Linked DNA regions of Mus musculus: all the other regions are linked to region 3. Evidence: chromatin loops called from intact Hi-C (ENCODE). Cell type or tissue: left cerebral cortex. All regions are shown on one strand.

Evidence for each region. A loop is a pair of places that touch in the nucleus more often than their neighbours do. Peaks named below come from ENCODE experiments on the same cell type or tissue, not always from the same donor. Only the 100,000 strongest peaks of a DNase experiment are listed, where the experiment ranks them.
Region 1: a loop joins it to region 3, with 5 times the contacts of the local background. A loop is called at or near these places in 2 of 42 quality-filtered maps.
Region 2: it touches region 3 in a loop (4-fold over the local background); 6 of 42 quality-filtered maps call a loop at or near these places.

Annotation. Positions count from the first base shown.
Region 1 is chr4:153,370,086-153,378,085 of GRCm38, forward strand. It overlaps Ajap1 (adherens junction associated protein 1), which reads right to left. Exons shown (of 6, transcript NM_001099299.1): 6 at 3,136-4,232. Among named protein-coding and RNA genes, the nearest start is that of Ajap1, 110 kb to the right of the region's middle. In left cerebral cortex, no CTCF peak of the experiment used is centred here; DNase peaks (open chromatin) are centred at 3,236, 3,976 and 4,338.
Region 2 is chr4:153,414,666-153,422,665 of GRCm38, forward strand. All of the region lies in intron 2 of Ajap1 (adherens junction associated protein 1), which reads right to left. Among named protein-coding and RNA genes, the nearest start is that of Ajap1, 64 kb to the right of the region's middle. In left cerebral cortex, a CTCF peak has its summit at 3,546 (motif pointing right); DNase peaks (open chromatin) are centred at 1,606, 2,686 and 3,434; H3K27ac peaks cover 709 bases.
Region 3 is chr4:153,476,557-153,484,556 of GRCm38, forward strand. It overlaps Ajap1 (adherens junction associated protein 1), which reads right to left and starts at 6,274. Exons shown (of 6, transcript NM_001099299.1): 1 at 5,573-6,274. The coding sequence starts at 5,601. In left cerebral cortex, a CTCF peak has its summit at 4,585; DNase peaks (open chromatin) are centred at 670, 1,590, 1,716, 1,948 and 13 more places; H3K4me3 peaks cover 5,221 bases; H3K27ac peaks cover 6,705 bases.

The DNA.
Region 1 (8,000 bases), 110 kb before region 3:
TGGAAGGAGCATGAGGGCTCATGTGCGTCAGGCTAACCCTTATAAAAGAGTGTAGTGGGCAATGGATGGAGACAGAAAAAAATGTGGATCTTGGTGCCAGTTTGGAATGAATGACAGGGAACTTCCAACCTGGGTGTGGAAATGCTGTGGTCTAGCCTCAGCCCTGTATCCCCATCTTGTCTTCCAAGAATTTTAGAAGATCCTAGACACCTGGGAGAAGGTAAAAGATCTAACCCTACCTGTCTCTTTTAATACATTTTTCATGTCTCTCTTTTCTGTCAGTCTGTCTCTCCCCCTCTCTCCCTCTCTGTAAGCCTGTGTCTCTCTGTCTCCCCCTTCCCCCTTCCCCTTCCCCCCTCTCTCCCTGTCCTTCTCTCCTTCCCTGCTTCCCCAGTTCTGGAGAGCCAAAATAGAGACTGTAGCAGACGTACTCACTTTACGACTAAGCTGATGAGCTGGACATGGTCTCACAAGATACCAGAAAATGAATGAACACTGTCAATGAGCGCCTGCAGAGAGAAAGCTCCCAGAAGCCACAGTGCCCCTGGGAGACATTTGGGCATGCTTAAGAACCTAAGAAGGCAAGATCAACAGTAACAGTAACATGACTTCCTAGAGCCAAGGAGCTCCAGAGGAGTTGGGGTTGACAGAAGTGTAGCTAGACTCATGATGGGAAGGAAGTACCAGAAACACATGGAAGAAACCTTCTCCTTGTCCTATGAGGAAGCTACCCCACCATACCTGTCTCTGAGTGTCCTTGCCATGCTGAAGTAAGTGGTATGACATGCTTAGGCCTACCTCGGACCTATCTCAGGATGGTGAGCCCAGGAGATCAGGAGGTTTCCCTGGGCCTGCTGAGAAATCTCATCTTAGTGTTTAAAAACAAAAGTAACCACTTGTGGGTTTTAACTACTCCAAAGTGATACCTCATGTGTGGAGATTAGAAGTGACTAAACCTAGAGACAGATTCCATTGGCCTTGCAGAGAGATGGCTTTTGAGAGCCAATGCTAATTACGTCAAAAGTTGTAGAGGGGGCACTGCGCAGTCTGTGAAGAGCCAAATGACTTGGAAGCCTGTAACGGTGTGAAGCTAAAACGTTACGACTCAAGTGGATATATGGGTTTATCCACATCTCAAGTGGATATTTAGGGACATTACCTTTGACTTACCTTGGTAAGAACAGCAGTTAAAGTAGACAGCCAGAGAAAACACAGACAGACAGATGGGTGTCTAAGGGTGCTAGTAAGATGTAGGGTATTTATTAGTAGGCTCGATTATAGATGTGAAGGGCAGAGTGGGGACCACTCACACTTCAGGGTACTGTCCCTCAACTCCCCAGATATGTGAGACACCGGAGTCACACGCTGGGCCTCAACCCACAGTCCTATAGCTGAGTGGACACCTCATGGCCATATTCTTCTCTCCCATAAATCTACTTCCTGTTTAAGGGCAAGGAGGTGAGGAAGCCACTCAAGATTAACATAAATCATCAGTGTATCCCCTGGATTTGGCAGCCTTGCTTTACTTTGGCAGTGACCGGGCTGGACTGAGCTCTGTGGTGCAGTATGCACACACACTTCTGCAGTGTGCACATACACTTCTACCTAATTGGTCCCCAGGACCCTGCTCTGGGTGTATCAAAGGAGTTACCACGGGCTTATGAGGGCTAGAGGTTGTTCTAACCTTCCCTCTGACTTTTGGTATCTTAGGAACTCTGAGTTCAAGACACCAGAGTCCAACCTTGTGCTAGGGCTGATGTTGAGTGTGGGTAGAGATGACTCTGCAGCTACTATCACCATCCTCACTGACTGGGCTTGCTCTGCAGCTCAGAAAGTCCCTGGCTTGAGCACCGGCCCCCCACTGCTAAAGGATGCTGTCAACCCTGCCTTACCTGCTCACCCAGGGCTAACACAACCCCAAAGCCCACCTCTGATGGAAATGCTTGAGGCCAGTGGGAGGAACGGGAGCCAGGTGACGTGCAGAGAAGACGCACATTTCAGCATCATGCAGGAGAACCCTGTGACCCCGGAGCTGCAACATGCCAGTGGCAAGTGTTTGCATTGTTTTGCTTTGGGGGCAGGGATGGAAAAATAAAAATGAAATCCAAAAGAAACATCTTCCAAATTTTTGAGTGATTTGTGGACACAGTACTTAACACGTCTGAATTGTAAAGGCACCGTTGCCCTCCACCATCGGACCCTTTTCACTTGCCCAGGGACATACGAAAGCTAGCTCCACCAAGCACATTTCGCATCAGGTCGATTCCAGAGGACAGAGTCCTTGGGAAGAAGCAAGTGTTTGTCTGTCTGTCCTCAACCTTTCACCTTGTCTGCAGTCTTTCCTGCATTCTCCTGCTGCTACTGACTCCTATCTGGGCCATGCCGAGAAAACACATTCTCTGAAGAAGATCCCCTGCACCTGACCTAGCCCCTGGTCTGTAATGCACAGGAGTGTCAGGCTGTGGGTCTGTCGGTGGCTTAGCCATTCAGAGCCCTGGCTGCTCTTCCAGGGAAGCAGGTTTGATTCCCAGTACTCACAGAGAGGCTCACAAACATCTGTAACTCTGGTTCCATGGCTACTGTCTGCACATGGTACACACACACACACACACACACACACACACACACACACACACAAGCAACACACACATACATACTTATATATACACACAGACAGACAGACAACACACATATACATACATACATACATACAGGCAGTGCACACACACACACACAATTTTGAAGAGTGTGAAACAGGTCCACAGGCCCCTCCCAGCACCTGCTACTGGGATCCTACGGAGATGGGTTGCAGGGAGATGCCTACCTTGGGCACGGCAGTAATTCCAAACCAGGGAGTATGATGCGGGTTTTCTAGGAGACATTCTGTCTATGACCCAACAGAAGTCCCAATGTAGCATCTTAATAACAAACATCACTGTGCCCCCCGTTTCTCCAACCTTCCTGGTCACACTTGACCCAAGAAAAAGCCCAGCATCTGTTCGGCAATAGGAGGAGGAGAAAGTTTGTACCAGAGCATGGCCCACAGGAGCCACCAGAGCTGGGCACACACAGAATCATTGAGTTTGGATCTCTCCTGGGCTCCTGAGTGCATCCCCGACACAAGCACACACCGTGTACGGATATATTCCTTTAATTATGGAACTGTAAAATCTCTTTAGTTCAGTCTATGCTTGTATGACACAAATGTTCGAGAATCTGCCACCCACCCAACCTGGTTCTCAGGCTCACTCGTTGGCAGTCGGCTGCGTGAGCGCGTGTGGCTGTTAGCATCCTCAGACAGTTAAATGAAGAAATGCAGCACTGACCGTGTGTGTGAACACAGAGAGAAAACCACAGCATTCTTAATTCTGGCCCAAGTGATAAAGCCACACATGAGTACCGTTCGGCAAGTGTCTGACGGATGGAAGTTGTCACGTAAGGGCTCGTCCTCTGGGTTGAGGCTGTCTCCCTGGACGACCTGCAGAACGGCTTCTCCAATATATGCATATAAATGCTTGTATGTTTGTATGTGCGGGTGCGGGTGCGGGTGCATGTGTGTGTGTGCTGCGTGTGATGTGATTTGCCAAAGTACAAAACACAGGTTTATTTCTGTTCATACTAAGCATGTTAAATAAATCAAGTTTTGTGACTAGAACACAATTCTTTTTTTCTTTTTCTTTTTAAAAAGGAACATTGAAGATCTTCAAAAATTGCTACAGTACAAAAAAAGTGTGTGTGTCTGTGTGTTGGTATTTATATATTTATATATGTATATTAACCAGAAATAGTGACTCTACCGGAAGTGATCCCCACCCCTGTCCTCTGTTAAGATCTCTCCACGTGGTTCGCTGGGCTCGGCTCCTGCCGAGCTTCCGGGTCATTACATGGCACATAGTGGTATTATTGGCACAGGTTCAGAATCGTGGTGCGAGTCCCAGGCGTCGGGAGCTGTCTCCTGTCCTTCTCTGCATGGCATTCTCTGCCGTCTCCAGTCCGCTTCTTGCGTGTCTTCTTTCTGCTCTCCGGAGAAAACTCTGGGAGACGGGAGCGCCCCTAGGCACGAGCAATTTTACAAAAATAGATTTGGCCTTGGGTGTCCTGCTCAGCTGAGTTCCCGCGGGCAAACAGAAGCAGCGGGTGCGGGACCCTCCCCTTAGATAGTTTAGGTTTAGGTTTTATAATTTTTTTGTTTTGTTTTGTTGTTTTGTTTGTACAAGTTCACCAACGGAATCCTGTGGAGGCAGAAAGGAAGAGAGTAAATAGCAGCAGCCCCTGGGGCACAGGGAGGCTCACTGCCCACACAAAGCCCAAATATACCCACTCCGGTGGTTGCCAAGGATTGGTGGGACCATGATGGAAGGCTTCAGCCCTGTGTGCAGAGCCTACCGAGAAAAGCTGGACTCGTGGCAGGAGAGGAAAATACAGAAAGCCTGAGGAACACAGGAAAAAGAGCTGCTTCCCTGGCATCTGACTGAAGTCTCTCACTAGCAAATTACCCACCCTTAAGGCCTTCATTCTCCCAGGCATGCGTCTACATGTTCTAGGCGTCTTACCCGAGACGGTACAGGGGAAGGGCATGTTCTAAAGGCCCTGTGCAACCCCAGCAGCTCCTGGTTTGAGCTGACTAGATAGTAATCTCATCCCAGGCACCCGTGGAGCCAAGCCGTCGCCTTATTATCAATGAAAGAAACACAGGCAGAGGACAGTGGGGTCCCAGAAACATGTTGCGTACCAAAATCCCCCAAAAGCTGCCAAATGCCGATCTACAGCCTTCTAGTTGAAATACGACTCGTTCTTTGAGAAGCCCAAACCCACACTCCGGTGAGTGTCTTGACTTCTTCTCAGTATTTCTTTTCACTGTCAATACTGAGTTCAGGAATCTTTAACAAAACTCCCAACTCAGCTTAGGACACCAGCCAGCGCTGAAATCCTTTTCAGCGTTAAAGACATAGACTCTGTGGTGGTCTGAGTTCACCACAGGAGCAGTCGAGCTGCTGGGGAGGCAATGTTGAGCTGCCTCCTCAGGAACACATCACCCAAGCATGCCTGCCACTGGCTAATACTCCCTCCATGTTCCTCCTCCCTCTCTAACCCGTGGACGGCAGAGATTTGCTTGCTGCACCTATAACACAGGAAGGAGCCTATGGGGTCCCTTTCCATCCACCACCACCTACAAGTTCACTTGGACCAAGACTCAGGACAGACTTCTAGATCCTGAGTCCCCCCAAGAGAGAAAGGGGACCTGGTTATGTGCAGGAGCGGCCAGTGACTGCAGCATCCTTCAGCAGCCTGGTCAGGAAAAGGCACCCAAACCTGTCTGTGTGTGAGCAGCAGTAAGTGGCAGCCCAGAGTTCCAGCCAGTGAGAGTCCCTGGACATGAGGATGTATTATTACATCGCAGCCATAAGCGATCTTGCTGAGTGCTGTGTGAGTTCTGGGGCAATGTGTGTGGGCTTCCATTGCCCCTCAGGGCTCTCACTAGAAACACCCATCCCACAACTACAGGCCTCTAAGACTCTCAAGCAGAAAGGGGACTTCCTCCACACCTGTAGATGACACAAGCCAAGAAGCCAGGGCTCTCGGGACCCTCAACGAAGGTGACACGATGTGACATGAGTGCTGGTGCTGCCCCGCAGGTCCCAGGCCCAGAGAATGGCCAAACTGGAAGATCCGTCACAGAGAGTTTCGAACCTTCTAGGGACATACAGCCCTGGAAGCAAGCTGGCCTGGGAGCTGGGTGAAGAGTCCCCATAGCTGCAGGAAGCATGGGTATGGGACTCAACTCTCCCAGGAGACTCCGGTGGGATACCCTTTCTCCTGACTCAACAGTGGTAGACTTTGAGCACTGACCTTTCCAGGAGACACATGAAGGTTTCATCCTGGATTTGTGGGTGGGGCTGTGAGGACCCCTGTTTGCTCCAAGAGCCCCACACTTGTCTCTCCAGTGAGGCGGAGAAGAGGACTGAGGTGCTAGCCCCTTCCCTATGGTCCCAGAATGGACAACAGAAGCCCCTTGTACAACCCTCTGTCTAGCCTGCCATCTCCAAGAGGTGCCTATTGGGCTACTCTATGAGGCCTAAGTTGAAGCATCCACAATGCTTCTGTGGGGTTATCGATCTACTGCAGACCTCAGTCAACCTTTCGAAAAGAATGGGGACCTCGGGTCATGTCAGCACACAGCTCCTGTTGGTGGAATATTCCCTGAGCTATATCTCCATATTCAGGGATCAATAGGAAAAGGGTTTCAAACAGAGAAGTAATTTAAGACAGCAAGAGCCATCTTGGGTGCGCATTTTCATTTGAACTTTGTGGAAATTTAAAAAAAAAAAGTACTCTGCGAATCCACTCATGTGGGGGACCCAGGTTGTGCATTTAAACAGGCAGATGGTGGGGGTGGCTAGAGTGTGCGTTTGTACAGTCAGTAGGGATGCCAAGGCCAGGGGGGCTGCTAGTATCCAGTGGGAAGTTTTCCTGGGAACAGTCTGACACAAGTAATGCTGCTGATACAGTTAACACTGAAGAAGGGTTAAGAGTAAGGTCTCAGTGGCTGAAGGACCTGCTGTGTGAGCGTGAAGACACAAGCTTGGATCCACAGAGCCACATACAAGATGGGCACTGCAGTGTGGGTCTATAATCCCTGTGCTGGGGAGACAGAGGCAGGAGGATCCCTGGGTCCCCAGTAAGGATACTGGCCTGCCAGCCTAGCAGAATTGGTGTGCTCGGGTCAGTGAGGGTCTCTGTCTCAAAAAAATATGGTAGCAATTGACAGAGGAAGACATCCAACATTGACCTCTGGCCTCCACAAGCATACAACCACAGAAACACATAGCTACTAACAACACACTACACATGCACATAAACACCACACCACACACACATACAGAGAGAGAGAGAAAGACAGACAGACAGACAGAGACAGACAGAGAGACAGAAAGAGAGACAGAGACACACAGAGAGACAGCAAAGTTAATTGATATTTTTATTAGGTCTATTTTTCTACAATTATATACTCGTTTTAAACAGGTTCACTAAAGGCTGGCCTGGTAGCCTAGGTTGGTATAATCAGGGTGACTTAGGTCTCCCTCTTCTCTCTGTCTCTCTGCCTCTGTCTCTGTCTCCCCCTCCCCCCTTTTTTGAGACAGTGTTTCTCTATCCAGCCTAGTCTGGGCAGAAGCTGTACATTATTGTTATTGTTGCAATATTGTTATTGCAACACGCCTGGCCTGCTGCAGCGTCCTGAGTGCTGGGAACCGAGGCAAGCTCTGCCAAACCTGCCTCTAAAGTTGGCTGTAAATCATAGGGAGGCTTCACCTTCAGGAGAGAGGCTCCCAAGGAGGAGGCTGACCCTTGATCCTGAACTTAAACAAAGCAAGGCTGAAGGGACAGCCCTACCCACTCCCTACCAGCCTTCTAGATACTTCTATGTTCTCCATGCTGGCTCCTCCCACCTACCTTCCCTCCACCGTGTCCCTCCCTCTCTCCTCTATGCAGACATACCCTCAATTTCTATCTGTCTTGCTTCCCGGGTGTAAGAGAGTTTCCTGGAATTTTCAGCCAGGCATGCATAGCATTTCCCTGGCAACAGGACCCTCCCTGAGTACAGGTCTGCGATGGGGGTCACCTCAGGCTGGATGGTAGAGCCCGGTGACAGGGGCCATCCTTTGTTAAGTGATTATATGGAACCACACAGAAAAGGAACTCTCCTCCAAGCCCACAGGGCAGGGTCACTGGGAGACCAAGACAGTGGTGAGATGGCCATTGTAACAGCAGCACTGGCTTTCTGCAGAGAGTAGAGGAGATTCCAGACAATGTCAGGGCATCATCCCAGCCTCAGGTCAGGGAGGGAGGAGAGATGAGAAACCTGCCCTGAGCTCTCAGCCCTGCTGTTCTCTAGTTCTGGCTTACAGTGGAGGGGTGGGGTCTCTGGCTGCAGAGGCTCAGTGCAGGAGCCTCTTGGCCCTGAGTTGGAGAAAGACCACAGGCCCAGGGGAAGGATGCAG
Region 2 (8,000 bases), 62 kb before region 3:
CTAACCCTGACCTATCCTTCACCCTACCCCCAACCCCCAACCCCCAACCCCCAACCTGAACCTGCTCAACCTTAGCTGTGCCCCCGACGCCATCTAGCACGGTCAGTGACGGCTCCCTTGTTTCCAGGGCATCTGATCTTCAAATCCTCCATTCATCCATCTTCTTGTTGGGCTCTTTGTCCTGACCTTTAGTGGCTGTATTAGCCAGGGATTCTTTAAGAAGCCAGGATAATGGGATGTGGACAGGGACCCAGGCATCCCAGCTTCAGACGGACTACACAATCTCTAGCCCACCCCAAGCCAATGTAAACACAAGTTGGGAAGATACGTACTCGTACTGCATAGCCCCCATCCGGGACACACGCTCAGCCCATCTTAGTCTCACGGGACAGTGTAGGGAGCAAGGGATCCTGCTGCTGGCAGAGCTGAGGCTCAAACCTCGCAGTAACTGCCCAAGATGGACCCACACTCAGCGTACTGAGCGCGGCTTCTATAAGAAAGTGCTGGGTGATTTTGTTTGCGTGACTGCAAAGCGGGAAAGTCCAGATTCAGGCCTCTATAAGAAAGGTTGTGTGTGCCTGAGATCCAAGAGGGAATCAGCTGGAGTCATGGAGGCTGAGGGGACCCACCACGTGCTGTCTGTCTGCAGCCTGAGACCCAGGGAGGCTCCCCAGAGCCAGGGCATCCAAGGTTACCACTCAGGCCCAGATCCAGGAGCTGGGAACTTGGGGGCTGCAGAAGCCAGAGCCTAATAACCTGGAGCTCTGAGACCCAGACAAGACAAAAATGATGGACCCCCAGAAAGACAGAGGGAGAGAGGGAGGGAAGCCCCCACTCAGAAAGACATGGAGAGAGGGAAAGCAGGCCCCTCTCAAGCTTCTGGTTCCATCTTGGACGCCAGCAGGAAATGATGTCCACACTACTGGCAAGGGTCGGCCTTCACTACACCGCCAACTCTTTCCATAGCCACCTTCAGCCCAGGCCCAGGCAGGAGTCACACGTCCCTGTTTCTACCCTGCCAGGTGATGCCTAAATGTAGCCATTACTTTGGGAGAGGGCATTTGGCCACCTTTCTTTGCCCGGGTCTTCCAGCGACACTCTGCTCCCACAGCCAGGTATCACATCCACACCATAGAAAATGCCTTCCTCTCCACAAGGAGTGGAGCCCCAGCAGGAGAGAACCTGGAACCGGATGCCTCTCTCCTTTGCTCCTTCTTCTCAGAGAGGAGAGGTGTAGCCCCCTGAGCACAGACTGCGTGAAGCCTCTACAAGGGCCAGTTCCCGATGGACACCAGCCACATCACTGGCCAGCGTCCCCACACAGGTCTCTCCACTTCCACCCAGATGTCTCGTGGTGGGGGTGGGAGGGTTGTAGCTGGCTAGCTTCCACCGTTATTGTGGTCTGGTTCTCCTTGCTGTGATAAACACCCTGACCAAATTCAGCTTGTGAAAAGGGGGCTGTATTTCATCTCGGAGTATGGTCCATCCCTGAGGAAGAGTCAGGGAAGGAACTGGAGCCAGGAATTGAAGCAGACTGCGCGCAGGAACGCTGCTTTCTGGATTGTTCCCACGGCCTGCTTATCCCGCCCCCTACCTCAGTGGTGGCTCCACCCACAGTGGGCTGGACCCTCCCACCTCAATCATCAATCAAGAAGACATCCCACGGACTTGCCTACAGACAATCTCCTGTGGCATTTCCTCAATTACAATTTCCTCTTCCTTGATATATCCTGGTTTGTGTCAAGTTGACAAAAATAAAAATCCGACCGACACAGTGACCCAGCTCAGACAGGCCTAGAGGATGGTGCCTGAACCTAGAGAAGCAGCAAGGCATGCTGGGAAACAGAAGGAAACCCAAAGGCTCACAGCCGCCGAAGCACTCTCTCTACAAGAACTCAAGGCTGCTCCTGGCCTCAGAAACTGCGCCCAGATCCGGGGCTAGAAGGGGCTACCCCGTACTGCCCACCTATACAAAGCTGCACACTCCCTACAGCTCCTCCATGGGGCCCACCCTCTCCTGCCCACACTCTCTTCCCGAGTCCCACAATGACTGCTGACATTCAGGATACTCCACCCAGTGTGCTCTCTGGTCAAATGGCAAAAATGGACAGGCAGCGGATTCCTCACACTTCCTGATCTGTAAAATTATATTTTAAAAACCATCTATCCTACAAGGCTGATGAGAGGATGAGGCTAATGTGTAATTACAGGAGTTCGGATGCCGACTCCGCCCTTCCAGGCTGTGTGACCTAGGAGAAGTCACTTAACCTCTCTGAGCCTCTGTTACCACCCTCAGCCGTCTCAGAACCAGGGGCGTGTCTACCTCCTGAATCATCTGCACATACTCTGGAAAGATATGGGGCAGCTCACTGATGATATTAAGGCAGGGAGTACCAGCGAGACCCTTGACACAGTCCGTTTGCTTTCATCTGCAAAGATCTGGAGTCTGGAGGCGTGTCTGTTCTTCAGCAGGAGCCGCGGGTTCAAGGCCTTTGCCCATCTGTCTGAATTTGTATTTTAATTGTCATGATGAGAAGGAAGTCTCTGCAAGTGCTTGTGTTCTCTTGCTCTCTCTGGGCTGAGACAAGTCAATACTCAGACGTAACCACTTAGGAGAGCCGCTAACTGGAGCTCTGTCAAGGACACGCAACTATGCACGCCAGTCACTCCCCCCCCCCCCCGCGCGCGCCCCCGATCTACATCTCATAAGGGCAGCTTGCCCTAGAATTATGAGCACAGAAATCAGAGCGAAACGCTTCCCGTTCTATTTCTGGTCTAACAGACCACGGCATGTGGGCAGATCCCAAGGCCAGCACTTGCTCAGGTCTAGGGGAAAAATGGCTCTCCCCTAACACGGAGGGTCGGAGGGGAGTGGCCACCAGGCTCCACCCTGCCCCAGAGGGTCGGAGGGGAGTGGCCACCAGGCTCCACCCTGCCCCGTGAGGTCCAGGGTCCTCACACAGGGCAGTGGCATGGGGGAGAGGAGTGTCCTGGAGGGCAATGAATGGGACACTCGGGCTGCTTCCCTACTGAGGGTGAAACTCGTTAGGTCCCCTTCCGAGCTGCGTGCCCAGGGTTCTGAGACTCAGGCACAGGGGCCCTAAGACTGGGTCGAAAGCAAACCGGCTTCCCTCTGCTGTATGCTCCCTGAAAGGTGCAGAGTCCCAGCCTTTGCCTTGCCCCATGGCTGCACAGCTCTGGGACAGGGTGACTGCTGTATTGCCAGCCCAGCTGGGTCTCATGGTCTCATGGGACAGAGAGATGACATTCTATGGCTGTTCACCTCCCCTACTGTGCCAGGCTTGGGCTCTAACTCACCCAGGTCCCCCAGGAAGGCTCCTGCCGCGCAGCTCCGTACTGGCTGCCACCAACACTGTGGTGCTTCCAGGAGGGACCACACTGGGGACAGAGGCCGGCTGCTGGCAAGGAGCCTAGCCGGAATCCTCACTAAGAAGCACGAGTCCCTGGGAACTCGGGAGACTCGGGGAATGCTGTCTGACACGTGAGGGAGGGCTTAGGGTCGAGCCAGCAAGGACTAAACATTCCAGGACCCAGACGATATCTCCTTCTTCCCCCAGGGGGCGACCTTGCCCTGGGTGCCACAGGAACACTACAGGGGGGGGGGAGAGAGAGAGAGAGAGAGAGAGAGGGAGGGAGGGAGGGAGGGAGGGAGGGAGGGAGGGAGGGAGGGAGGGATCAAAGATTCAAAGGTCCTGTGAAGATCATAGAATAGGGATGTGGGGAGACCTCGGAAAGATTCAGACCTGAGGGGCCACCAGCCATCAGCCTGCATTTTCTCAGGCTGTCCTTGGGAAGGGAATAGAGGTGAGTCTGTCTTGCCCACAGAGATGTGTATGTCCCAGTATGCACCTAGCTGCCCTGGGGAGATGGCTCACAAATGACCCCCACAGACCACAGGATGCCACTGACCAGGGACAGATGTGGAGTCCCAACTCTGCAGAGACATTGCTGGCAAGCCATTGCCTCAGAGGACCAACTAGGTGCCATGGGTGCAGGGGCAGAGGTCAAAACCCATTATTCTTACAGCAGCCTGCATGTTGACCACACTTCTGAAACTTTTTGTATGACCTGCACACCTGAGTCCTAGCCCCCTCCTCTCTGCAAGTGGGGAGCCCTGCACTGCTCATAGTGGTAACACAAACCCCCTTTTGCCTGCCTGTCTGTTTATTCAGGTAGACCTCACAGTCTCAACTTTTTCAGGACACATATTCACAGAAGAACAGGGCTGTATATCCACATGGACAGCCACAGTATCTTCATGAAGAAGTCAGAGCCGATGTGAATTCCCATGAGACAGCAGGCTGAACATCCTACAAGGTCTGGGGGTCAAGTCGAAACAATTAGACCAAGAGGAGACAGGGAAGAGGGGAGCAACAGACTTAGGCTTGGTGGGACATGAAGGCTTCGGATGTTTCATCCAGGGAGTGAGACCACTCCGCAGTGTGTGGAGGGAGTCCAGGCAGTATTGCTTGCAAGCATCTGTTTTCGTGTTTTGGGTACCCAGCTGCCTGAGCCCCAGCAGGCACTGATAATTGGTAATCCAGGTTATTGACTGCTCTTGGCAGGGGGTTGGGCTCCTTCACTCCAGCAGGCTACTCACTAATATCAACAACTGGCTTTCCCTCTGGGGAAGTTGGATGTTCTGAGCTGAATGGCTGCTGGGAACATGACTGAGCAGCAGGTATGGGGCGACTGCTGCTCGGTTAACAGGGACACAGCAGGCCTTCCGGGCAGAGGCGGTTCAGGGAAGGAAAGGGCAGCTCATGATCACTATGACTAAAGTTTGTAGGAAAGAGAGATGAAGGAGGTGTGGCCTCTCCAGGGCCTAGCTGGATGAGCTCCCGCTGAAACTGGGCTTTGAGGCCCCAGGCCCCGCCCACCCGGAAGGCTCTTCCTTGTCTTTCCTTAGGTTGAGAAGTTTGTAGGTGTTTTTCACACAATATAGATCTCTAACAGAATTCCCTTCCCTCTGCACCACATCTCCTCAGCCAATATCAGCCTTCCCTGGATCAAGTCACACAGACCCATGGCTCTGAGAAGCACTCTGTGTTGCTAAGCAAGGGGTGCAAAGTGACAGGAGGGGACCACATGGGCTAACCTTGGCACCCAGGAACACTGAAGTCCTGATCCTGGCACCTGTGGATGGGACATTATGGAAGGCCTATCTCTGTGGCTGGAATGAAGTCGGGAAGTTTGAGATGGGATCTTTCTAGATGATGAGATGATCCCCAAGTCCGTGGGAAGTACAACGCACTGAAATTCACCCCGACTCTGAGTCCACAAACTGGAGTATTAACCCCAACACCTGTGAATGTATACCAGAAGTGGGAGAGTAAGAGAAACCCAGTCTCCCTCAGCTTCAGAAGGAACCAGCCCTGCCCATTGCTGGGGCCCCCTGCAGGGAGATGTCCCTCAACCCCAGCCTCCTGGAGACCTTCATGTGACCAGCTGGCCGGAAACAACACAACTCAAGCAGATCATGGGGAACCCGACACTGTAGCTGGACAAGAAGGACCTCAAGTATGGAAGTGTGCACGGACAGCATCTCTGCCTGTGTGGGATCTCTCCTCCAACAGTGAGGAGGGATGGGTCCTCGGGGGAGAATACAGACCCTATGCAGACCCTACCCTGTCTCCCTGACCTGCCCCACCTCTGCTGATAAGATAGTGCATCTTGTCCTGATCTGAGAAGTTGGGGTGCTTTTCTGTTTATTTTAGGTGATGCTTCAGGAGAGGAAGCTCAGGAAGCCGTTTATTAGTGAATGGACCTTCTGAGGGAATTTCAGTAGCATTCACCTCAATGACTCTCTTCCCAAGCATACCAGTAAGCACCATATTACCCAGGGCTGAGTGGGCCACAGGCACACTGAATAAGTCTGCTTGTGGGTATCGGGTACAAGGTTCACCCAGAGTGGATAAAGGAAGATGAATGTAGGGTCTGTGATCAAGGCCAAATTCCAGCAGACACCCAGACAGCCATGTGTACACAGTTCCTATTGGATCCTGGAAGCTGAGGACAGCCTGACAGCATGCCAGAAGCAAAGGGTCCCAGGCCTAGCTAGGGAAATGCCAGTAACTATACCAAGTACACCCTGCACTGCTCTGAGGTGCCAGCACCCAGCACCCAGCCATCTGCTGCCGAAGACGAAGTCCCAGAACAGAGCAGGGACTTCCAGCTGTGGCACCTGGGTTCAGCACTGAGCACAGCTCGGCTCATCTTCCCTGATCATACTGGAAGGTTATGGGTAGCTGTCCCTGCCCACTGTTCCCCCCCCCCCTCAGTCAGGTTCCCAGTAATGATAAGAGCCCTTTGGGATGTTGGGTAGCTTCCAGAGAAGTTTGAGTAGCAGTGGCTTCTTTCTGTCCTAATGAAGAGGGGCCTCCAGCCATGCAGGGAACACTGGGAAAAGGTTTCTTGTGCCACCTGAGTCCCTGAGTCTTGTCACTTAGTCACTGTTCTACTGCTGGGGGGAGAGACATCATGGCCACCGCAACTCTTATGAAGGAAACCATTTAACGGGCTGGCTTACAGGTTCAGAGGTTTAGTTCATTATTATCATGGCAGAAAGCATGACGGCATGCAGGCAGACACAGTGCCGGAGAAGGAGCTGAGAGCCCTACATCTCCACAGGCAACAGGAAGAGAGACTGACACTAAGCCAAGCTTGAATCTCTGAGACTCCCCAGCGACCACTTCCTCCAGCAAGGCCACACCCGCTAATAGCACCACTCCCTGTAGGCCTATGGGGGTCCATTTCATTCAGACCACCACAGGATCTAATCACTGGGCAAGCAATGGTGGCAGCGACAGGGTCAGCCAAACACAGCCACCACAATCAGACCCACTCACCACACTGACCGGCTCTCTCTACCAGACAGCACTGGACAGGACAGACAGACATGGATCAGGAATCTCTCTGGGTAGGGGCTGAGGTTTGGGCCTTGCCTGTTCAGGGGTTCATAGATACTGAGGGAGGTCTACACCCTACTGTTCTGAGGTGCTTGTAGGTTCTAACACCCTGGTTCATGCTTATCCCAGGAGCGGTCAGGATCCATTTCCTCCTGACGTAGGCAGAAAGCCCTGCTTTCCAGTGTTTGTCTGCTTAGTAACACAGACTCCTAAGCATGTAGATCCTACCCACGGGCTCCTTGTTGGCCCCTTCACACAGCTCTGTCATGTCTGTCAGGCCAGCAAGGCGGGCCTTCTAACGAGCCTCTTCATAGAACAGTGGCACTGCGATCTTTCCGCTTCCCAGGAATAACAATGTGGTTGCATATGATGACATTAAGGTCCATGATAGCAGTCTGCCTGCTGCAGAGGCCAGGGTGAGATGACAGGTAGAACTTGTTCTCAAGGCCCTAAATACAACTGGCAGGGATCTAAAGCTCCAGCAGCATCGTGGGAAGAGTCGTGGATGGGACCAGAGATGTTCTGCGGACTCGGACGGGAAGGGGATCTGCAGCTGTCGGCGTGCCTCTGTACTCTGCGGTCTCACTGAGCTGAGGGATGGGAGGGTTTATCATCTCCTGGTATTTACCTGCCTGAGCCTGGGAAAGGGCACCTGGAGTGTTGAAAGCTGTGGGGTGATGACTCACAGAGGAACAGATGTCACCCACGCCACAAAGCGAACAGCTGCACAGGTAGTACTCTACAGAGGGGGCTGGGCTGGGCTGGGCTGGGCCTTCCGCTGGGATTCAACACCCGGAAGAGGCCAAGAAAGAGGGTGGGGCACACAAGGGGCATCCCTTTGGGGCATACCTTCCCTTCACTGTCTTAGGTCTGTTTCAAGAGGTGGAGGAGGCTGGAGAGATGGTTTAGTGCTTGAAAGAACTTACAGCTCTTCCAGGGGACCTGAATTTGGTTTCTAGTGCCCACGTCAGGCAGCTAGCTCACAATCACCTGTAACTCCAGTCCTGAGAGGACCTGGGGGCCCTCTGGCACTTGAACTCATCATATACACAGACACATACATGATTTCAA
Region 3 (8,000 bases):
TTGGGTGTGTACTGGCCAAAGCTCATTAACTGATGCCCCAGCCCCCAGCCTCTTTTGCACCCACAGACATACATACATACATACACTGATCACAAATCTATCTTCAGGAGAGCTAGACCAGCAAGGATCTATGTTCTTAGAGGGCAGAAAAACACTTGGCCCAAGCTGCAGACAATGAAAGACAAGAGGCACCTGCAGACTGCTACACCAGACAATGCCTTTGCCCACCCTGCCCCTTGGGGCTCCCCTTCGTTCCTCGGGACTCCCCCTCCTCACTCAATGGCACTTGCCCCCCAACCCCACTGCCAGACAGACAGACACCACCTCACTGCTTTCTTCTCCCCCACAACCACCCTTTCTCCAAATACTTAGTACTGCCTCTCAGCATTCTGAACCGATCATGAAAGAAAGGACTAGGAGGGATTGTTTTTTGCGAGCATGTCTGTATTCTAATTGGGAGGAGAAAAAACCTTTAAGCCAAAGGAGTGAATCTCTAATGGTAAAAAATCCAGTGATATGATTCACCCCCAATAAGCCAGGTTGAAGCAGCGACATCTATTTGGAGCAGGAGAACGCCTGAGCCTAAGGCTGGAAACTCTCTCCTGGATTTCAGTGGAAGCACAAAAGCAGGACTTGATAAAACAGGGGCACTGTGCCATGCTGACACAGTTAAGCTCGCACAGGCTTTTCCCATGTGGTCTTCCCAGGAAGCAATGAGGACCGTCAGCCTGTGGACCCTGGGCATCCCCTCCAGCACAATCCAAGATGCTTATGTGTGTGTCACTACATGGCATTACCTCCCTCCCCACTGCATACAGTCCCCACAGCAAGGTGCATGCCCCTGCCCCTTCGCCTTCCCAGCAGCCCCTGGGGCAAATGCAAGCAGGAGCAGAGATGACACCCTGAAATAGCAGATAGCCAGACTCGGGACCATGCCCAAGCAATCGCCCAGAAGGCTAACAACAGGATGGGGAAGGGAACCCAGAGGGTGCAGACCCTATCCCTTCTAGGTCAGTCCCAAAGAAAACATCTGACAAAGGACAATGAGCAGACCAAGAAGATTGTCAAGCCAGCAAGAGAGGCAAAAGTGACAGATGACATCTGAGCAGGCGAATCCCAGCTCTGTACCCAACTCTTTAGTGGAATGGAGGGGATAAAGGAGGGAGAAGTGGCCTTCTGTGGGGCACAGCCATGTTTCTCTTCCCTTCACAAGCCCTGGACCCAGGAAGGAGGAGTGGGAGAAGGGAGAGGAGAGGGGTGGGAGGGGCACAGGACCTGACTCTCACAAATTACAATTTCAAACACTACTCTCCGCTCTGGCCTCTTCCCTGGTACCCAGAGAATTTGGGGGACCCCACAGACCCAGAGAATTTGATTTATGGCTCTTTCCATCATCCTTGGATCCTTTTGTAAAAAGTGAGGGGCCAGAAGCGCCTTCAAGCTATCTCCCGCACCTGCCTGCCCCACTTAAATCAGGCCATCTGCCCACAGCTTGGTCACTACCACCCTGCTCCAATGAACGTAGGGGACCATTCTCAGCTTACTAGGGATCCCCAAGTAGGCCCTCATGGCCTACCCTGAAGAAACATCACATACTCCTGTGTGACGTTGGCTGGGGTGCAGTTTGCCGCCATGGTGAGCGTTCTCAGCAAATGGACCAATCCCTACAGCTGGTCTGACCCTCCCCCCTGACACGGGTGGGCTCTGACAGGGGCACACTGTGGCCTGACTGATACTCCAGGCAGCTTAGCTGAGTTACATAACAACAGCTCCCCACTAGCACTTCATGAGTCACCAGCCCCTTTGAATTCCTGGAAGGGGTCTTTGAGGAGGAATAAGCCTGGTTTGCACTCCACTGCTCTGGACTCACAAACCCCTAGCCTGTCTCCCCCTAGGTCTGCCAGGCAGGAGGCAAGCAAAACCCTCTCCAGCCAGACTTCAAACGCAGGAATCTAGATCAAGGATATATTTGGCTTTCTGAGCTAATCTTTACATCAATTTGGTCTCTACTGACTTGTAACCCTTTGAAGCAAACCCAGCAACTGTGTATCACAACCATGTGACTCTCTCGTAACCCCTAAAGAAAAGCCCCAGGCTCAAGAGACCCACAGCTTGGGGCTGCAAATCCATAGGCTGTATGGGAACTCAGGCTCCCATAACGTGCTGAACATCCGTTTACTTCCCAAAGAATGCTCAGGGCAATGCCTGGCAAACACCCTGCTTTTGTTGGGGGTCAGAAATTGTCATTGGGGGGAACTAACCCCTAAGTGACCCCAGCCTAGGAGGATCCAGACACACAGAGGACTGAACAAGCTAACCAGCTACCTCTGATCTCGAGGGACCAGAGGTAGACATCTCAGGGAGAAGCTTGGAGCTGCTTGTGAGCTGTGAGCTCTTGTTCTTCCTCCAAGGCAAAGAAGCAGAGGAATAAATAAATGAACAGAGACAGGCAGGGAGGGGGCGTCTACTACCAACTCCTCCATTTGGCCCAAGGATGAAAGTGAGGGGTGGGGTGCGCCCATGTTGCTGGAAGCGTTCCACTACCTTCCAAATTTACCGTTTAGTCCGTCGTTATTGTCCAGATGAGTATCATGGCCTCTGACCCTAGATGGATTCCAGTTGCAATCAATTTAGTAACAGCAGCTGGAAATGAGAGCGAGCCAGCATTCACCCGGTGCCCAGTGTTTGCGGACAAAGCATTGACTCCATCCACTAAAGCCTGGCTGCACAGCCCCAGCTGCTGGGGGACTTTATGCTGGGGCTGGTGACAGCAGCCCTGTGGATCCCTGCCGGGAAGCCCAGACACAACACAGCACACACTGGAAAGGCTTGAGAAAACTGTGAATTGTGTTCTTAACGTACTCAGGGCCTCCCTAGCAGAAGGGATGCTGAAAGAAAGCTCGCTTGCTCGCTTGCTCGGTGTTAAGAGACAGGAATGGCTCTGAGGAACATAGCCAGGGTTGAGTCTTTGACTGTCTACCTGATCCTAAACAGAATCTAGCAAAAGCTTCGGGTGCCTGTTCCCAGCTACTCCACACAACCCCAAGAGGTCATGGTCTCCTCAGGTCAGACTCAGAGGCAATGGGCTACCAGAGCCAGCCAGATCTGGGGACCTGGGTTGCCTGCTGAGTAAGCACCCCCTCCCCCGCCGCTGCTCTCCCTCCCCCTGCTCTCCATCCCTCGCCCCCCCCTCCCCCGCCTTGAGTGCTCAGAGACCCAACAGCTAAGCAAGCCCAACTCTGTCTGCCTTTGCTTTAGAACCCAACAGCTAAGCAAGCCCAACTCTGTCTGCCTTTGCTCCTAAAGCAGTGAGGCTCAGTGTACAGCTCAGCTCAACTACCGCAGATGTAACCAAGCCTGGGTCAGAGTGGGAGCAAGGAAGCCCCTCCCTCGGCGTACAGGGAGCTTCCTTTCCCCAAGCAGAATGAGATGCCTTCTGCCACCTCTGCTGGAGGTGGTACCTGTCCTAACCAAGCTCAAAGCCTGACAGCAAGATGCCCAGTGCTCATCCATAGTGCAGTGGGGAGCAGTTAGCAAGCAAGGATGAAGAGCTACAAGGGAGAAGTGTAACTCCTAGGCTTGGGCTCCGTGTGCCCCGTCCAGAGGAAACAAAGCCGTCTCGATCCTCTGATACAAACACAGGGCTAGCTTTCCTATTAGAACTGCAGAGAGTAGCCGCCCTTCCTCTGGGGTATATGTGTAGAAGATCACGCACACTAGCATCTGGCAGGGAGGGATCCTAAAAGGCCAAACTTCAAAATCAGTAACAGAGCCATGTCTGGAAGTCTGGCCATGTCCCTGCACAGTTATTCTTGTTCTGTGGTAACTGTGAATTTTGAGCCCCAAAGGAGGTTTCTCTGCCTGGCATTTGTTCTCTCCCTATTATCAAAATGCACTGCCCTTTCAACCTAACAACTTGTGCAGGTAAGTTGCCACTGGCAAGCAAGTGCCAGACTGCTGCATCTAGGAGCTCAAGCTGCCTCTGGGCAGGGAAGGAATCCCACTGGGTTGCTCTGGAAGCCTTGGGATCTAGCTGAGCCCTGGGACAGTCGGAAGCAGAAGGGGAGACAGACAGACAGACAGACAGACAGACAGACAGGGCATCTAGATCAGGCTCATGTCAGAAAAGATGTCCTTGGTTAGTTTGGTCCACACCCCAGAATTGCGGGAACCTAAATCTTAGCACAGCCCACTGAAAGATTCAGGCCCAGCCGGTGCCCCACACAGAGCAGATCGCAGATCGGCCCGATTATTAACCTCTTAAAGTCCACAGCGCAAACAAACCCAGCCACCAGGAAAGGGGATGCCAGTAATGACGTGACAGTCTTCCCTAGATGATGCTGACCAGCATGTATTCCTGGGCGCCAGAACCACTCGCAAATCAAGGACAGCTAGAAAACACTCTCATGCCAGTCTCCTTCAGACTTCTCAAAATCAGGTCGCGCGCATGTTCCTCCCTCCTTTGGCCCCACTTTCTCCCCAGCTTCATGCTGGTGGGGGTGGGTGACTGAGGCAGTCTGCTCCAGCAGCCACCGACCCCTTGTATCCTCAACACGGGAGCGCAGTGCATCCCAGTGGACAAACACTAGAAGCGCAAGCAGCCTTTCTCAGCTTCCATTTGTGATGTTCAACCTGGGTCCCAAATCCCGACCCAGGCGCAGCAGCTCTGGCCAGAGACCCCCTTACATGAAGGCAAGGGTAGTAGACACTGTGCTCTGTAAAGGGGGCAACTGCGTTCTGGGGACCCCAAGGCAGGATCCAGAGAAGCTTGAGCGACTCGGTAGGTGGGCAAAGTTTGCAGAGAAGGGTCTTTCTGGTCCGCCCCATAACCGCACTGGGCTTGAGTTCCTACTGGCCCGGAAGGTCCCGGACACAGACAAGCCCTGTGTGCCTGTGAGAGGTGCTTAGAGGCAGTTGCCTGTTGTCGCTTCCCCAGAATCCAAAAGCTCTCCAGACCCAGCTGTCTGCCAGCTGCGTGCGACCTTCTGCCCGGAGGTCACCCCAAAGCAGCTGGGTCGGCAGCTGTGCTCCTACTACACTTCAGTTCAGGGGCCCAGGGGCCCTAGGAACGGAGAGAAGGGCTGACGGAGCGGCTGTAGGGTTCTGGGCTTCTCCAACTCCACGGCAAAGCTGCTCGAGAACTGGGAGGGCCGGTGGCTCTCCCTGGCAGATCCAGCGTCAGCCCCGGCCCCCGAGTCCACCGCGCCCAATGGCCCGCAACTCGCGCCGGGCTCCGGAGAGGAGCCGCGCCGGGGCCGCCGGCCAGGACACTGCGCTGCTGGCGCCCTGGGCAGCGGGCGCGCCGGCCAGCCCCGCTGCCAGGTTACTGGGGCAAGCGCCCCTACCTCGACCCCACTCGACTCGCGGAGCGTAGGAGAACGGCCGCTCCCTGCCTCTCTCTGTCCGGCCTCAGGGACCAGCAGGCGGCCGCGCTCCGTGGCTTCGGGTGCACCACGCGGGCCGCCTCGGGGAGGCGAGAAGCCGTGCCTCGGTTTGCAACAGTGAGCAGCAGCCCAGCCTAGCGCCCACGCACCACCCCCCCATGCACCCTGCCTCCAGCCGGGTCGCTCACCTGAGTCCTAAAAGCTGTTGGATCCACATGGTCACGTTTCAGGGAACCCAGCCTCAGACCTTGCTTGCCCCAGCCATCTGCGCGGCGCCCGCGCCCGCTCGCTCCGGTCCCGTGGCGCCGCTCTTCGGCTTCGGGCCGCCGCCGCCACCCGCCGCCCGCCGCCCGCCGGCCGCGGGGCGCACAGCGAGTCAGAGCGCGGCCGCGCGGGGCTCCATGCCGGCCGGCGCGCCGCCGCCGAGGGGGCGCATGGCTCAGGCGGGCCGGCCCGCGGGGACGCACATCCTCCCGCCGGCTCTCGGGGCGCGGGGCCCCCACCGCAGGCCACACGGCGCGGGCGGCAGCGAGGCGGGCGCACTCCGGGTCTGTCGCCGGCCGCGAGGGTCCGAGGAGCGGGGCTTCGTCCTCCGGGGCGACGAGTAGCGAAGCGGGCGGCTCCGCAAGCCGTGCGAGGATCTAGCCTGCAGCCGGAGCTGCGAGGCTGTGATCGGTGTTGCCCGGGGGTTGAGAAGATCGCCCCTCTGGCCCACGCGGGTCGCCTCCACGCGCCGCCGGGTCGAGGGGCCTCTGTCCCAGGTTCTGACACCGATCAAGTTGCTGGAGAGCTCCGTCTAAGCGCTCGCTCTGCAGACAGCCGCGGCCCGGAGACTGCCAGAAGGCGGGCAGGGGAGGCGCGGGGCGAAGAAGCGTGGAGCGCGGGGCGTGGGGACGCGCGGCGGCGCCGCCGCGCGGAGGAGGCGCGCGGGGATCCCGGGCCCCGCCGCCCGCGCCCACCGCGCCCTCCGCAGAGCCGCCCGCGCCGCTCGGCCGCCTCCCTCTGCGCGTCTGCCTCCAGAAGCGCTTGCCCCCGCCTCCGCGAACGGGTCCCAACTCCGCCCGCCGGGCCCGGCTCACGTCACCCTCCTTCCCCGCCCCTCAACCTGGAGTCGGAGCCCCCAACCCGGCCGGTCGGCTTAGCTTGCCAGCCCACCTCGCTGGAGCTGGACTGGCGACCTGGGCTCTGAGTGGCCTGGGCGGCGCCAGAGAGAAGAACCGGGCCCACCCCTTCCCCATCCCTGGCCGCGTCCGGGTCTCCACCTTGGGAAAGGCTCGAAAGAGGCCGCAGGCTCCGATTGGACCGCCCGGCGCCGCCGGATGGTGTTGCCACGGTAACCAGATGGCATGCGAAGCAGTTAAGAGGTTCGGACCCTGTTCTAAGTACGCCCATTGAACGCAGAGGGCTGATTTGGGGAGAGGAGGTTCTCATGGGACTGGGGAGCTGAGGCTGTGCGAAAAGTTTCCTCCTGCGGAGCTGCACGGCGCAGGCGATGCGAGAGGCTGGGGAGGGTCCTCCTGGGGAGTCTCCCCACTGCCTGGGCCTGGCCTCTCTCCAGGCAGATGAAGTTTCAGCCTTTGGTTGGAGCATGCTTCTGCCCGGTTATTCAGTCTCCAGCGCAGTTCCCCCTCCTTCTTGGTTTTATGGCATCTGCTGTCTTCGCAGAGCCAGGGAGTTCTGAACCTGGCACTCCCAGACATCTTGCCCACTCTCCCACCCAGCACTCCCTGGTGCCTACCTGGTTAGTTGTGTCTGCATGTCCGGTTAGTGAAAGACAGGCTTTCTGTGGTCCCCTTTCACTGAAAGGAGTGACATAAAGGCAGAGGATCCCACGGAGGCCTTAGCTGCCTAGTCCCTGAGGAACTGTAGGAACAAAAGCCAGCTCTCAGCTCCACACATAGTGGGGAAGAAATGCAAAGCCAGGGGCCTTAGAAATGAGCTTCAGTCTGCGGTCTTCCTGCTTGGACTTTAGAGTCAGAGCCGGGAAGGTAAAGAGAGGCAACTGGGGACTTGCCAGGGTGCTGCAAGCAAGTGACTTCAGCCCAGCAGTTGCCCCCCTCAGGAGAGAGAGGGTGAGGCCTCCCTGGGAGGGTTGCTGGGGGGGGGGGAGGAGCCAGTCTTCCTGGGATTCACTGTGCACCCAGGCAGGTCCTTTTCCCTGAGCCTCCAGTCCAAGGTTTTTGGCAGCCAGAGATTCTCCCCACCCAGGCTGGACAGGACAACATGGTTCTGTTTTCCCTCTCAGGCCCTAAAGAAAGTATCTGGGAGCAAGGTAGCATGGTTGCAAGAGACTGAAGTTAGGTATGGGGTGCTACTGTCTTGGGGTCCTATGTCTATTACGCAACCTCTCCGACTCTTGGCTTTCTCATCTTACAAGACCCGTTTCCGGTGCTTTCCCTCAGGAGGTTTTAATTAGGACTAAATGAGTTGGCCCAGCGCACGTGCAGCTGCGACTAGCTGTGTGCCAGTCTGTCGTCCAGAGAGACACCCAGGTGACTCAGCGCTTTGAATGCCTGGTCACTTCTGGGTCCTCTTCCCGCAGAGCCCTGGTCCTGGGGGTTGGAGGGAGATGATCTTACAAAGTAAGGAGGCAGGGAAGTCCTAGCGGACGGAGCA